Regions from separate parts of the Mus musculus genome. Here region 2 is linked to region 1. A link is a loop called in an ENCODE intact Hi-C map of the cell type or tissue named here. Cell type or tissue: heart. All regions are shown on one strand.

Evidence for each region. Hi-C counts contacts between places; a loop is a spot of excess contacts. Peaks named below come from ENCODE experiments on the same cell type or tissue, not always from the same donor. Only the 100,000 strongest peaks of a DNase experiment are listed, where the experiment ranks them.
Region 2: a loop joins it to region 1, with 8 times the contacts of the local background. A loop is called at or near these places in 6 of 42 quality-filtered maps.

What each region holds. Positions count from the first base shown.
Region 1 is chr7:142,606,299-142,614,298 of GRCm38, reverse strand. Gm33148 (a long non-coding RNA gene) reads right to left here. Exons shown (of 4, transcript XR_003946903.1): 3 at 2,105-2,339; 4 at 1-206. Among named protein-coding and RNA genes, the nearest start is that of Gm33148, 19 kb to the right of the region's middle. In heart, a CTCF peak has its summit at 3,545 (motif pointing left); a DNase peak (open chromatin) is centred at 3,518; H3K4me3 peaks cover 1,863 bases; H3K27ac peaks cover 5,435 bases.
Region 2 is chr7:142,710,067-142,718,066 of GRCm38, reverse strand. Gm39116 (a long non-coding RNA gene) reads left to right here. Exons shown (of 3, transcript XR_870062.1): 3 at 4,216-4,270. Among named protein-coding and RNA genes, the nearest start is that of Gm39116, 29 kb to the left of the region's middle. In heart, a CTCF peak has its summit at 3,191 (motif pointing right); no DNase peak of the experiment used is centred here; H3K4me3 peaks cover 378 bases; H3K27ac peaks cover 389 bases.

The DNA.
Region 1 (8,000 bases):
TCCAGCTCTCCATTATGGGACGTGATCTGAGGACACACAGCATATAGGGGTCATTAGCTGTGAGGACAAGTGCTTACTGCATGGTGCCCTAGGGAACTCACCAATCCTTCCAGGCTCTGGTCAAGGCAGCTTGCTGGGTGTGTCCCTTGAGTTCATTCATGCTGTTCCTGTTGCAACTGATTGCCATAGCATGCCAGACATGATTCCTGTGGATGGTAAGCAAAGAAGGCTTCAATTTCCTTGATGTTTCTAGAAAGATAGCCATGTCACCTCTCATGAATGTCGAGTATCTCAGGAGGGCCCCGATGAGAGGGTTGTGAAAGTCTGGAGACACCAAGGAGACAGCAGATTTTGGGAGGCTGGAGATGGAGACAGGAAGCCCCCAGGTGTAACTGACAGGCTCTTTGCCTAGCACATCACTCTGAAGTCCTAGACTTAAAATGCAGGGGCAGGAAGTTTCAGGGTTGTGCTTCTGCACGGCAGGGCTCCTAGGGAGGCCTGAAGATAAGGTGCTACCTTGATGGTACCCCTTGGATACCCCAGTGGCCTAGTACCCCGTGCCTCACTTATTCCACAATGGCCTCAGGGACTTGAGTTGTGGGTTTAAGAGCCTTTGTCCCTGATGCAGCCACCTTCATGGTTCACCTCCCCCACCTGGGGTCTCCTCCTTCCCAGGCCTCTCCCTCATCCGTGCCTCCTCATTTCTAGCTCCAAGTGCCTCTGGGTGTTTCTACGAGCGAAATCCTGTCAGAGAGGACAAAGATTTGTCCATTTAATGAAGTTTAAGAAGTGTCTGAAGTGGTTCAGTTAGCAAATAGCTAACAGGACAGAACCAGCTCCTCCCCCAACTCACAGACCTTCCCCACACCTCCTAACACAGCCTACCAACACATGGCCAGCCTCAGTCCCAGCCTCAAGGAGTTAAACAGACAAAAAGACCCTTGGAGGACTTGTTCACACCCACCCTAGTGCACTGCCTGCTGGGACCAGGCAGTAGGCTGGGCGGGGGATTAAGTGATGGACATAGGCAGGTGGCTGCACTCCATGGTCCTACCCTCACACAGTTCCAGTGAGGGGCTACAAGCCCGCCCCCCCCCACACACACACACAACTGCCCTTGCTGGATTTAGCTAGTATAGAGGTTCCTGGGAACACTGGCTCCCAGGCAAAGATGAAGGCCCTTTCATATTGGGAAGCAAAGGCTAAAGAACAAACTGGATAAAGCCACATTTTGGCTACTTTCATCAGACATGAAGACCCTCTTTTTTTTTTTTTTTTTTTTTTTTTTTTTTTTTTTTTTTTTTTTGGTTTTTCGAGACAGGGTTTCTCTGTGTAGTCCTGGCTGTCCTGGAACTCACTCTGTAGACCAGGCTGGCCTCGAACTCAGAAATCCGCCTGCCTCTGCCTCCCAAGTGCTGGGATTAAAGGCGTGCGCCACCACACGCCTCTTCTTATCCACAGAGCCCATAGCTAGCAGGGAATCCCACCAAGCCTACTGGCCAGTCTATCCGTGGGACCTTTCTGTCCCCAGTATGCTCCATATGGGGCTTGGTCCCCTGGTCTTGGGCCTTTCCTTCTCCTCTAGTTCCCAGGGGCTCTGCCACACCCAAGTTCCACCAACCCTCCTCTAGACAGGAGGGATGAAAGAAAGAATTGGAAACAAAAGGAAAGATAGAGACCTGGGTTATGCTGGAGCCAGACCTGAGCCACTAATCTCAAAGAAGATCCAAGTGTGAGCCCAGAGGAACCCACGTATCTAGATGTACCCCTTTCCTGGTCTCTGCCTCTGCCCCTTGTCTCCCAGAGATGCTGTCTCAGTTCTAAGCTGTGCTGAGACTATAGGACCCTACCTCCTGCTCAGCTTGCCTGGAGCTAAGCACTCAAGGGGAAACTGAGGTTGGAGAGGGGAGGACAGATTTAGAAGAGGGTATGCTACTTTTCCCTGGAGACCTGACCTGAAAGCAATAAGAGAGCAGAATGTAGCATGTGGCCCAGCAGTGGCCACTAGGGTCCTTCAGCCTCAGTTTCTCCCTGGCACAATCACCTACAAAGGTATACTATTACACAAGACAAGCGTGGGCTTTCCCAGAGGAGCTGAACCTACCTGGTTCCTACCAAGTTCTCCACCGGGCCTCCCTGCTTCCATGCTTGCTCCTGACCTGACTGTGAAGACTTTCACGGCTCCTCAGGTTTGGACAAATGACCAACCTCAGTAACCCCACGAGGAGCTTTCTGCTGGCCACTCCACTTAGCCTTGTGGGCCGCTGAATTCACTGTCCACCCTGTATTCCTCATTCTTCGGGACTGTCCCCCACGAGTGCCTCCACTGAGATTCTAAGCTGGGAAAAAAAAGAAGAAATCGGCTGGCTGTCCTCCAATCAAGTGTGCTTACAGCATCCTGGGAGTCCTGGGAACTGCCACCTCAAGCCTAGAGTGCAGCCAGTGCTGAGAGGAAGAGGCATCCGCCTGGGGACACGTGGAAGGACATAGAAAGGTGAGGGACAAATTCAGCAAGGGTAGTGATCTGTCCTGGAAAGGACATGCTAGGGAGTTTGCTTTAGAACTTTCCTTGGAGGAACAAGGCCCAGGAGCAACGTCTAACTTCCCAAGTACTTCCTGTCTCCATCAACTCTCACTTAAAATTTTTCTATGACTCTCCAGTCTCTGTTCCTTTTTCTACCGGCCCACACCAGCGAGGAGCTCCCTAACAGACCCTGGACAATCTCCCTCAGCCTCTCTCAAGACCCCCACTCCCCAACAAAGCCAGTGCCCGGTTGACCTGGGAGTGGCACCCTCCCCTCATCCCCACCCCCCCACCCCACACACACACTGCTCCTGCCTAAAGCTGGGCCTCCCTTCCCCCACCATCCCCTGAAACAGCCCTCCCTGGAACCCTGCCAGCCTTCCTGTCCCCACCCCATTCGTCCCTCCCTCTGCTATCAGGTATCTTACCACCCAGCTCTCTGTCCAGGGCCCCTATCCAGGGCTTTGTCTCAGCGCTATCTCCTCCCAGCCTGTCTCAGGCCACGCCCCCTCCCAGGCTGTCCCTGAGCTACTGCTTCCCTTTGCTGTCCCACACCTAAGGTCATTAGAATTCCAGCTACCACTCCTCCCTCACAGCTCCTGATGGGAGCCCTCCAGCTCTGTAACAGCAAAGAAAGGCTGGGCCTGCCTGTCTGTAGGGTGGGAGTGGGGGTTGGTCCCTGCCTAGCCTAGGGCATACAGAAAAGTATCCTCTTCCACTGCCTGGCCCCTGAGAAGCAGGAAGGGGAAGGGGGGGGTGGGGGTGGTCGATGGGGGTGGAGAGGAGGTGGGAGAGAGCCCTGAGGAAGACAAGAGGAAGGGAAGGAGAAGGGGAGTGGGCAGAAAGACGTTAGAGGCCAGAGAACCGGCAGGGGTAGGATGCCTATCAGGAAGCTACCCAGGAGTGGGGTCTCCAGCAGAGCTGGGGGAACCCTGTTAGGCAGACTCCGCTCTGGAGGTTCTGGCCATAGGCAAACTGCACCTCCAAACTAAAATTTTATTGTCTCTTGCGCCCCCGTGAGGTCAGCGGTTAGCATAACAACCATTTGGCGACTGAGGTGGGGTTCCTGGGGGGGATGCAGGTGGAAAATGCCCCCAGCCCATGCTTGCTGCCTTCAGACTTGGGGTTCTTGCTTCTTCTCGGGTCCTCTAGGGGTCCTGAAGACGTCAGGCGTTCCCACATCATTCTGCTTCTCAGGGTCTCTTCAGAGGAGGTGTGGATTGCCACTCCTGTCTCCTTTTGTTCTGTCTTACATAGGACCCTCATCTTAGCTGGTCACACCCTTCAAGTCCTGGGCCCATTCGTCCCATGGAGCCCCAGTCTAGCCTCCCGGTGACCTTCCAGCTGCTTCAGAGTCCCTGGATTTTACCAATTCTACTCTCAGAAGTCGCATTTGTTAAAAGGTTTTGGGGTTACAGGGTGCTACACCAAGCATAGCTAAAGACACAGCCCCTACAGTTAAGGCCCTAGTAGAAGGCTGGGCTGGGCCTCTCAGGAAATGACATCCCCTCGGGCTGCTGCAGCCCCCAGCACAGCTATAAATCCACCTCTGACAATAAGCTGCTAAAAAATATAAAAGGAACCCCAACCTTCCTAACAGCCTGCTGGTTCAGAGTCTCCTCTCTTCTCCTGGACTTTAGGGTCTTTCACCCATTGAGGAAGACATAACCTCCAGATTCCAAGAGCTTGGGACATGGCTCTATACTTAGGTAGACACTGCAAGATGGCAGCTCATGTGATGAGACAGTGGAGGACACCTGTCTGGATGGACACTGGACACTCATGCTAGTGGTGTGCACATCACAGATCCTGTGATACCACAGAGCTCTCCAAACCAGGATTCCTGGTGGATGTGGAAGGGTCCCTGGAGGTATAGGAAGCACATATGTCCAGGTTGGGGATGTCCCTGTCCCCGTCTGGAGAGGAGGATTCCATCACTCTCCAAGGAGAAAGCTAACTGGTTCCCCCATCAGGATCAAAACATTCAATAGTGAAGACTATGGATTCAAGTGAGCAAGCCTGGGGTAGACTGAGAAGGGCTGGGATCACACTCTGGAGCCCTCACTATCCTAGATGTCCTCAATGAAGAGCTGGAGTCACATCTCCTTATCAGGAGAAGATCTCTGTCCTTCCATGTCCCTCGTGTCCCTTTTCTCTAGGCCAGAGTACTGATGGCTCCCATGAAAGGATGTCCGTATTCTCAGATCTGACGGGGCCAGAGCCAGGACAGAGGAAGAGGGCTGTACAGCCAGCCCAGCTGGGACAGCAAACAAACCTCTGGGGTCTCTCCTTTCCCTTGCCTGCCCACCACAGGGGTCTGGCTGGGGCCAGAGCTGGGGGAGACTTCCTCGATTTATCTCTGCAGCCGGTGGCCAGCCCTAAGCCTGGAATCCCGGGTCAAGCTAAGGTTTGCCTGCCCTGCTGTGAGCAGCTTGGAGCTGGTCAGAAGGCCCAGGCTGAGCAGGGGGCTGGGATTGAAAGAATTCTGGGAAAAATTGCTTGGGGCCTGTGTTTGGGGACCCAACAAAGGCAATGAAGGCAATGGTTACATCGTTTTTTTGTTTTGTTTTTTTTTTGTTTTGTTTTTTTTTTTGTAGTCAGGGTCTATTGAGCGAGGGCTGGTGCTGCTCAATGTTGACATGGCCTAGTCTGCAGTAAAGGTAAGCAGGTCAGGGGCGTGATTACTTTGGCTATAGTCCCATGTAGAGTTAGCAAGAAGGGACATGGTTGTGCCCACAGCAAAAGAGAAGCCAGAGGGCTTCCAGAACCTTCTAGATGGGCAAAAGGAAGGGACCTAGATACCTAATAGATTTTGTTCTACCCTCAGTTCTAGGCAAGACTATCTCAGAAACAAGACTTTAATCACATACTTCCCTAGGAAGAGACATACGTGCTAACGTGGAGGTCATGTAGCCACTGGGGCTCAGAAGTCATCCTTTCCCTACCACCCTAACTAAGAGACTAAGAGTCCCTCAACATTCCCCATCACTACTGATCTTTGGTGACCCTGGGTCCTTGCACAGGCTGCCATGGCTGAGCAACTGATTGGTCAGCTGAGCTCACCAAAGTCCTGTCACAAAGAGCGAGAGGAAACAAGGACTCACCAGTGAGGGCTATACATGAGTCCCTGACCCTAGACTCAACTTTTTCAAGGAGGTCATATCTGTGGATTTCAGAGGGTTCAGCAGTTCAAAGGCTCAGGGAGATAGCAAGCCCTAGAGCATCCCAGAGAGATGAACCCTGGGCCACCATCTGGATCAGCATCTAGACCACCATCTCTCGATGTGCTCGTGATGCCAAGTTCTTCCTGCCCTATTAGCCACTGCCCCCTAAAGACCCACTCCATACCACTTCCGTGGCCCCATGCATATCTCTAACCACATATCACTTTTCTTTCATGGCCCCTAGGCTTCTGCAGAATCAGAGGACCAGCCTCAGCAAGGAAAGGGGTGACAGACCCACCTGAGAAAACCTCTCTAGAACTAGATTCAGGATGCCTATCTCCAAGAAGGCAGACTTCCATGTGGCCCCAGATGCCAAAACTCTTCATGAGCTATGATGGCTCATGTCACATCCAACGTCATATAATCCAGCTGCAGTGCCTTCTGAGGCCAGTGGATTCCATCTGCCTGGGCCCCTCCTTGCCCTGGACTCCAATACAACTGCAAACACACAAGGTCTTGAGAACTAGTCTTCCTTGGAGGACATGTCTCACTTGGGTATGACATGTCCAAACGTATACTCATCTCAGGGAGTGAAGTGCATCTCCCTAGGTGGCACCTGCCTACCACGCCCGAAGCTCTGGCTCATCCCCCAGCACCCCCCGAAACAGGCAAAGAAAAACATGACCTTGATGGAGCCTGCTCCTGCCTGAGCATCAGATGCTCTCTAAGGGTCAACTCTGAGTCATTGGGCAGACATTCATCACAGGGAAACCCAATAGGAATCATCAGCACCCAGGGGTTAAGAAGTAACCAGGGCCAGGTGGTGGTGGTGCAGGCCTTTACTCCCAGCACTTGGGGGGCAGAGGCAGGCGGATTACTGAGTTTGAGGCCAGCCTGGTCTACAGAGTGAGTTCCAGGACAGCCAGGGCTACACAGAGAAACCCTGTCTCAAAAGACCAAAAAAAAAAAAAAAAAAAAAAAAAAGTAACCAGGATACAGGATATGTCTTTCCACCAGTCTGTCAAGTTCTGCAAATACCTGGCCTGAGTACCTCTCCACACAGCCACAGTCTTACCTGGATCCGGTGTCCTCAGGGCCACTTCTAACCTTACCTCTAGATCCAGCCACTCAGGATTTGTTTTCCTTCCAAGGATGCCAGTAATATAGGTCCAAGCTGTATAGCACTGACCCCTCCCTCACCGTGTAGTTGTCCTCTGCCTTCTGGACTTTGGGAGAGGGAATCCTGGAGGCCAAAAGCCAGTGCTGCCTCTCCAGTTCTAAGCTTGTATCTGGTCAGAAAGGGCCCTGGCCTGCCCTGGGTATCCCAAAGTCCCTCCATCATCTGCAGAATGATTTCCTTGGGGATCCTAGAGTGCTGAGTAGCTTAGTCACTCTCTGACCACTCCCACAATCAAGGAGCCTTCACCTCTCCCTATCAAAGACTTTCTCTGTCATAAGAAACCTGGCGGTGGATTTTAGGTGTTATCTTTAGGAGAAATGGAGAGTCCGGGTGGTGGTAGCAGGTCTCTCTCATCTACCCTGTGGAAGACCCTAACCCAGGTCCTGGGTAAAAGTCATGAGTGCCTAGACTGCTATCCCCTCTGGTGACCTTGAAGGCATGTGGCATCCCTCAGGCTGAGAGACTAAGTGGTCTCAGGCCCCAGAGTCTCAGGTACGACTTAGGTTAGAGTCCCAGGTAGGAAGCCAGAAGTCCTTAGGCCACACTACCCACCCCTCTGGTCACCCCTAGGGTTTCTGTGGCCAGAACAACATTTCCCACATTCCTGAGGAGCAGAGGCAATCAGGGTGGCCAGTGTCGGGACTCAAAGCAGCATGACCTCTCCTCTCCACCCACCTTGGCCCATTCCTCACTCCTGCAGGACTTCCCTTCACCTCTCTTCCCTTCACCTGCACTCTCAGGAGGCTCTCTCCACTCATTGGTCATGATAGACATTTGTGTCACCTCTCTAAGTATTCACAATGCCAGGTTCCTTGTGCTGTTATCAGCTTCCTCCTCCCAGAGACCCTGGTGACCCCTGGGATGTGGGTCTGCTCCACAGTACTCCTACAGGGCCCTGATCAGGAACTACCCTTCCTCCAAGGCCCCTGGAGAAGCTCCTATAGTATATAGGACCAAAGAGAAAAAGGATATTGGGCTCTGAGACCATACTGCACTGGCAAAACAGAAGTGACCCGATGCAAGGTAGGGACACCCAGAAGCAACACTTACTGTGGTTGCAGGTGGTGTTGGGACTTGACCCTGGGTATCCTGCTACGGAGACGCAAGGTCAAGACCAAAGCGGGGCTTTGGA
Region 2 (8,000 bases), 100 kb before region 1:
GCCTATCCAGAGACCAGCACAACTTGAGATCCATTCTGTAGGTGAACACCCAACCCTGACACTATTACTGATGCCATGTTTTGCTTGTAGACAGGAGTCTAGCATGACTGTCTTCTGAGAGGCTCTACCAGCAACTAAGACAGATGCAGATACTTACAGACAACCATTGGACTGAGACCTGGGACACCTATGGAACAGTTAGGAAAAGGATTGAAGGAGCTGATGAGAATGTTGGCACCATAGGAAGACCAACACTGTCAACAAACCTGGAACCCTGGGAGCTCCCAGAGACTAAGCCACCATTCAAAGAGCATACAAGGGCTGGTCCACCACCCCCAATACACATGTAGCATAGGACTGCCTTGTCTGGCCTCAGTGGGAGAGGATGCACTTAATCCTGTAGAAACTTCATGCCCTCAGGGAAGGATGGGGTGGGTGAGTGAGGGGGTGGGTGAATGGGTTGGGGAGCACCCTCTCTGAGGCAAAGGGGAAAGGGAATGAGGTAAAGAAGTCTTGGAGGGGAGACCAGGAAAGGGGACAACATTTGGAATGTAAATAAACAAAACAATTTGAAAAGGGAAAAATGAAAGTATCTTCAACAAATGGTCCTGGACTCACTTGATGTCTACATGTAGACGAATGAAAATAGACCATACTTATCACCTGCACAAAACTCAAGTCCAGGTGAATCAAGGACCTCAACATAAAACTGGATGCACTAAATTTCAAAGAAGAGAAAGTGGGAAATACCCACGTCTAAGATTGACAATTGATTAAATGAGACCTCATGAAACTATAAAACTTTTGTAAGGAAAAGGACACTGTCAGTAGGACAAATCAGCATCCCCACAGATTAGGAAAGGATCTTACATCTGGCAGAGGGCTAATATCCAGATTTTACAAAGAACTCAAGAAGTTAGACACCAACAGCCCAAATAATACAATTTTAAAATGGGGTACAGTACTAAACAGAATTTTCAACAGAAGAATCTTGGATGACCAAGAAGCACTTAAATGTTCAAAGTCCTTAGTCATCAGGGAAATGCAAGTCAAACAACTATGGGGTTCCAAATTATACCCATCAAAATGGCTAAGATCAAAATTTAGGAGGTAACACATGCTGGCAAGGATGTGGAGCAAGGGGAGCACACCATCAGTGCTGTTGGGAGTGCATACTTGTACAATCAGTTTGGACATCAATTTCTCAGAAAACTGGGAATATTTCTATCTCAAGACCCAGCTATACCACTCCTGGGCTTATGCCAAAAAGATGTTCCAATATCCCACAAAGCCACTTGCTCAACTATGTTCACAGCAGCTTTATTCATAATATCCAGAAACTGGAAACAACCTACATGTTCCTCAACTGAGAGTGGACAAAGAAAATGTGGTACATCTACACAATGGAATACTATTCAGCTATTAAAAACTAACATTGTGGCTGGAGAGATGGCTTAGTGGTTAAGAGCACTGACTGTGCTTCCAGAGGTCCTGAGTTCAATTCCCAGCAACCACATGGTGGCTCACAACCATCTGTAATGGGATCTGATGCCTTCTTCTAGTATGTCTGAAGACAGCTACAGTGTACTCGGATACATTAAATTAATAAATAAATCTTAAAAAAAAAAGACATCATGAATTTTGCAGGCATATGGGTGGAACTTGAGAATATCATCCCGAGTGATGTAACCCAGTCTTAAAAGAATACGCATGGCATGTACTCACTTATAAGCACATATTAGCCATAAAATACAGGTACCATGTTATACTCGGACAGACCCAAAGAAGCTAAACAAGAAGGAAAACCCAGTGAGGAAGCTTGACTCAGGTAGAAGCAGAAGATAAAAGCCAACCAAAGGTTATTAGAAAACAAGCTTTTATCTGTTTAGCATGCAACAAAGACCTCCAGACAATGATCATCCACAGGATTATCAGGAACTCAGATGGCAACCCATGGATGTGTTAGAACTGAGAAAATTCAAGGAAAGTGTCACAATTTTGGGATGCATTCACCATTTGTAAACAAACCGTGACTTCTTTGGATATTAAAAATAGAATAATCCAAGACTGGAAGGATATGGCAAAAGCAATCTAGTACCTGTGTCACATTTACAATGGTTCTCATGATAGAGAGAAGAGGTGAAGAAGATAGCATGACAAAATAGAACCAGTTGGTAGGAAGGGAATAAAATAGTCATAAGAGGCAGATGGAGGGAGGGAACTTAGAGGGAGGGGGTATGGGGAACGGAATGGGGAATTCAGGATCAGGTGTGGGGAAGAACAAGAGAGATGGCTATATGGCCATAAAAATGAATGGAAATCTGCAACTGATGTAAATGGAGGGGGCATTTTTGGGAGGAGACAGAGACCTTAGGTAAGGGAGGTACCCAAGAATCAATGGGATGATCTTAGTTGGAACTCATTACATTGAGAATATGGAACCTAAAGAGGGCATCTCCTGTAGCCCTACAGGAACCCCAGTGGAGCAATAGAGACACCAACCCACCCACACAACTTTCAACCCAAATTTTATCTTGTCTGCTCCCTCCCCCTGCCTAAATTATTTGTAGACAGGTAGGGGGCCAACCAATAACCTGCCCAACTTGAGAATTGGTGTCCATCTTATTGCTTAGAACCCAACTAGTCTGAGATAAAAGTCCACTGTCTCCCCACCCCACCCCACCCCCCAAAATAAAAAGCTGAGCAGATCTAAAGCTGCAGCAGTGTGTGGATTAAAAGCTGACTGGGTCTGAGGGGTCTACAGAGAGCCACAGAGAGGCTCCCTCCCCAACCCCCCAGCAGACAGCTACAGCCAGGGGCAGCACCCCAGCCTGGAGCTGGACTTGGGGAGTGCCAATGCTGATTCCCAGAGATGGAAGGGGGACCCTGGAGCGCAACTGACTGCAAGGTAGTTTTCTGATAGACACAGTGAGCTGATTGGGGCATCTCCTCCCGAGCCTTTCCATGTTCGCTCCCCCATAAGCCCCGAGTCTACACAGGACACCTGACAGCCAGACCCGCTCTCCCGTCTGCTTGTGCTGCAGACTGCCTGAGATAAGCGCACAAGGTGCCAGCTGCAACCCCAACCAAGACAGAGCCAGCTCAGAAGCACAGAAGCTGCAGGTCTTTCTACAGTCAGCCCCTCCCAGCAAACAAAAGAATCCGAGAGGACTGCAGTGTCCTGAATTGAACAGCAGAGGGAGACAAAGGTACAAAGGGCTCTGGAACAGGTAATACAAATTATAAATTGATAATAAAGATATATATTCATGTAAATGATACTTAAAAATGAGAAACACAATAAATACCACAGTTGGGATTTATGGGATGATATTTTGAATGGTTCGACAGGGATGGGTTTAAAGGAAATAGAAACCTTGTCATTTAACATTAGTGCAATATTTATTCTCTTGACTTACTACATCTTCTCAAAGACTGGGCCCTAGATAAAACATTACATGCCTTAGGAAAGGGATTGGAGCAGACACTAGAGAAGTTTATAGATGAAACTGAGCAACAGAGAGATAAAACTTGGCAACACAGCCTGGAGGAAACACTAGAACTGAAGGTTCAGGATTTTATAGGTCAAGATAAGCAACAGAAAGGGGAGAAGAAAGGTTGGAGACAGGAGCTAGAAAAGATACTAGAAAAAAAGATACAGAATTTCGTAGGTCAGACTGAACAGCAAGGAGATAGAGACAAAATTTGGAAGCAGAGTCAAGAGGATACTTTACTAAAACTAGTAGATCAAAATAAGGTAGATGCTACAATAACAGAATTACAACATAAAGAAGGTTTTCAAATGTGGAAGCCGAACCTTGAACAGAGAATGCAAGAACTCAAGGAACAGGAAGAGCAACAAAAGGAGAGACATAAACACAGACCTTAAGGGAGGAATTTAAATTTTCAATTAAGGAAAATACTCAGGTAGAGACAAGAGAATTAGAGAAAGCCAACCAAAGGCTATTAGAAAATAAGCTTTTGTTTATCCAGTTAATATACAACAAAGACCTCCAGACGATGATCATCCACAGGGTTATCAGGAACTCGAATGGCAACCCATGGATGTGTTAGCACTAAGAAAATCTAAGGAAAGTGTCACCGAGTTGTGTGTTTTTGCAGGAGCTTATTGGAGTTAAAGATTTACTGCAACACCCATCCCATGGGCAAGCACCAATCCTTAACACTATTAATGATACTCTGTTATGCTTGCAGACAAGAGCATGTCGTCCTCTGAGAGCCCCCCTCCACCCACAGCAGCTGACTCAGACATCGACAGCCAAACAATGGATGAAGCTTTGGGACTCTTATGGAAGAATAGGAGGAAAGATTGCAGGCACCAAAGGGGATAGGAATTCCACAGAAAGGCCAACAGAGTTAACAAACCTGGATCTTTGGGACTTTCAGAGCCTGAAACATCACAAAGAACATACCTGAGCTGGACCGAGGCCTCCCTGCTCATATGTAGCAAACATGCAACTTGGTCATCATGTGGGTCCTGAACAACTGGAAAAGGGGCTATCTTAAAAGTTGTTGACTGGAAAGGATTGAAGGAGCTGAAGAGGATGGCAACCCATAAGAACACCAACAGTATCAACTAATCTAGACCCCTGGCAGCTCCCAGAGACTGAGCCACCAACCAAAGATACACATTAGTTGGTATAAGGCTGCTAGCATATATGTAACAGAGGATTGCCTTGTCTGGCCTCAGTGGGAGAGGACGCACTGGATTCCTGCAGAGACTTGGTGTTAAGTGAGAACATAGAAATGGCCTGCATACCCAGTTTAAACCTGTCTAAAGCCTTATAGATCCCATGAAAACAGAAAAGATTTTAGGCTTCAGTGAAACACAGAATAACACCTTAGTCCCTGGTGGGAACCCGGGCAAGGCTTTAAGACCCAGAGACAAATCTTACATTATAGACACCAGTGAGTAACTGGAGAAGCATGGCTTCAGTGAGAACCTTGGCAAGTCTCTATGACCCACTGAGAACCTGGGGAAGGCTGGAAGGCCTTAGATCCCATTGACCACCTGGGAAATCCTGAGGTGCCAGTGAGAACCTGTGATAAGAACTCTTAGATAACAGTAAAAACCACAGAAGGTCTTAGGCTCTGGTGTTAACCTGTAAAAGGCCTTAGGACTTGTTGAGTTTCTCAGGAAGGCCTTAAAAAACAGAAAATGCAAAAAGCCTTAAGGCATAGTAAGAATCAGTAAAAGCCTTTATGTTCTTAAGTTCTTTCTTCCAAAAAGAACTTAGGAGAGGCAGAAGGTCTCAATAAGACTTTGGAAAAGGCCTTTAGCTACTTTAAGACCATGTAGAAGGTTGTAGGGCACAGGAAGAATATGAGGAAAGTCTTCAGACCCAGTGAAAATCTGGTGGTAGCCTTCTAGATTTCATTAGAACTTAAAATGTTTAGGCCCAGTTGAAACCCTGGGCATAGGCTCTAGTGAGAACCTGGGCCAAGCTTTCAGACAGAGAAACAACTTTGGAAAGACTTAGGCCCCAGTGAGAACTTGGGGTAACCCTTAGACCTTAGTGAGAATATGTGAAGACCTCAGGAACCTGGGAAGGACCTAGACACCAACGATAACCTGAGAAAGGCCTTAGGCCTCAGTGATGCCTGGGGAAGCTTTAGGACTGAGTAAGAACATGGAGACATTCTTAGGCCTGAGACCCTGAGGAATTCCTTAAGCTCCAGTGAGAATGTGTAGGTTTTACAGCACAGTGAGAACCAGTGGAAAACCTAAGACATCAATGTGACTAGAAAAGACTTTAGGTCCAAGTAACAATTTGGAGTAAGAACATGGAGAGGGCCTTAAGGTCCAATAAAAATTTGTAAAATGATTTATGCCCAATGGAGAAGCTTTCGAATGTTTAAAGCCTCATTGAGAAATTTTAGAAGTTTTAGTCTCCTGTAAGAAACTGAGGAAGGTCTTAGATACCAGCATGGATCTGAAAAAGACTAAGGCCCAGTGAGAAAATAAGAAAGTCCTTAGGCATCAAAGAGCATTCATGGAAAGCCATAGATTATAGTATGCATCTAGCAAAGCTCTTAAATCTTAGTCAGAACCTAAATAAAGTTATGAGCTCCAGTGAGGACCTAGGAAAGTCCTAAGGCCTCAGTGAGATGTTGGAGAACATCTATTGGAGCGAGAACCTTGGAAAGGCCTTAAACCAAATGGAAAGCCTGCAGAATGTTTTAGGTCACAGTGAGAATGTAAGGAAGGCCTTTAAACCCAATAAAACCCACTGAAGGTCTTACAGAACCTATGAGAACTTGGGAAATTTTTAGGTTCCAGCAAGACTCGGGGTAACGCATTTTAGGCTCCAGTGAAAAATTAAGACCCAGTGAGAACACAGGGAAGGCCTATGACCCCAGTGATTTCCTGGGAAGACTATTGAAAACCTGGAAAAAACCTGAGCCCTGAGGATAACTCTGGAAAAGCCTTGTAACATTCTAAGGAAGCTTTGAATCTTAGTGAACATGGGAAAATCTTTAAGCCCTATTGAGACTCTGAGGAATGCCTTAAGCTCCGTGAGGCTTTGTCCAGGAATAGAAACCCTGACTAAGACAAATTGGTACCAGCATAGTAGGGAATTCCTGTGACAACCTGACCATGTTTGGAGGAGGGCTGTGGAAGGACTTTGGAACTTTGGGCTAGAAGATCCATTCAGTGTTAAGAGCTCTGGGATGTTGTGTAGGAGCTTGGAAGATAATGTTGAGAACAGGGCAGAAGATGGAGGCCTGGCTTGTGAAATTTCAGAAGGAAGATTAAAGACTCTGTATCAGGGCTGTTGCTATTTTTGACTGTGAAGATTCTGTGGTTCTGGTTAGCTGGGGTTTAAGAATCAGCTGTGATTAACAAGATACCAGAGCTACTAAAGTGAAACCTTTGCATTACTGGGACTATTGATGCTGGTGGAACTAAGAAATTAGCGGTGATTAAGAAGAGATCAACATCATTGAGGTGAAATCTTCTGGGAAGTGTTTTCTGAGAGCACAGAGACTGTATTCCAGAGATAGGGAAGGTTGTATCTTGTGCTGTGGCTGGACTTGGTAATGTGTAAGAGTCACCCAGGTGGTACTGGTTTTGAAGGCATGAAGGGGTCCTGAAGAGCAGCTGAGGCTCAGCACTGTGAAAGGCCATGGAAGGCCATTGGTAAAGGTGCAGCCTCAGTTGCAATTGATGGCAGGACTGAAGGATCATGCAAAAGAGTTGAGGTTTGGCACCATGAAGAGAGCCTATGAGAGGCTGTTGGTGAAGCCTAGTTACAGCTGAAGTCAGCAGTGTTTTGGAGATGCCAGTACCATGAGATGACCACCAAGAACAGCAGCAGCAGTTCAGTACAGGCATCTGGAGCCTAGAAGAGAAGGTGTGTGCTGCAAAGGGCAGAGCTGGAGAAGTGACCCAAGTCCTTGGAGGTATCCAGAAGATCATGAGTGGATCCCAGACATTGGACGGTTGGAGTTTGATTTTGCTTTTGATTGTGAATGTGTCCTGATATGTTTCTCTCTTGAAGAAGGTATTACAGTGGAGCCCACAGTTAAGAGATTTTGAATTTTTAAAAGATATTGGATATTTTAAAAGGATTGAACTTTTTTTGATTTATTTATTTATTATATGTAAGTACGCTGTAGCTGTCTTCAGACACTCCAGAAGAGGGAGTCAGATCTTGTTACGGATGGTTGTGAGCCACCATGTGGTTGCTGGGATTTGAACTCCAGACCTTCGGAAGAGCATTCGGGTGCTCTTACCCACTAAGCCATCTCACCAGCCCAGGATTGAACTTTTAATATGTAAAGACTGTGGGACTTTTAAAGTTATTTAGGTCTTGGGGATGAATAAGAAAGTAAGGGTTGAGGCTTACCAGTGATGTGTTTGTGTGTCAAGTTGACAAGGGGTCAATTGTACTGGCTGGTTTTGTGTGTCAACTTGACACAGGCTGAAGTTATCACAGAGAAAGGAGTTTCAGTTGAGGAAATGCCTCCATGAGATC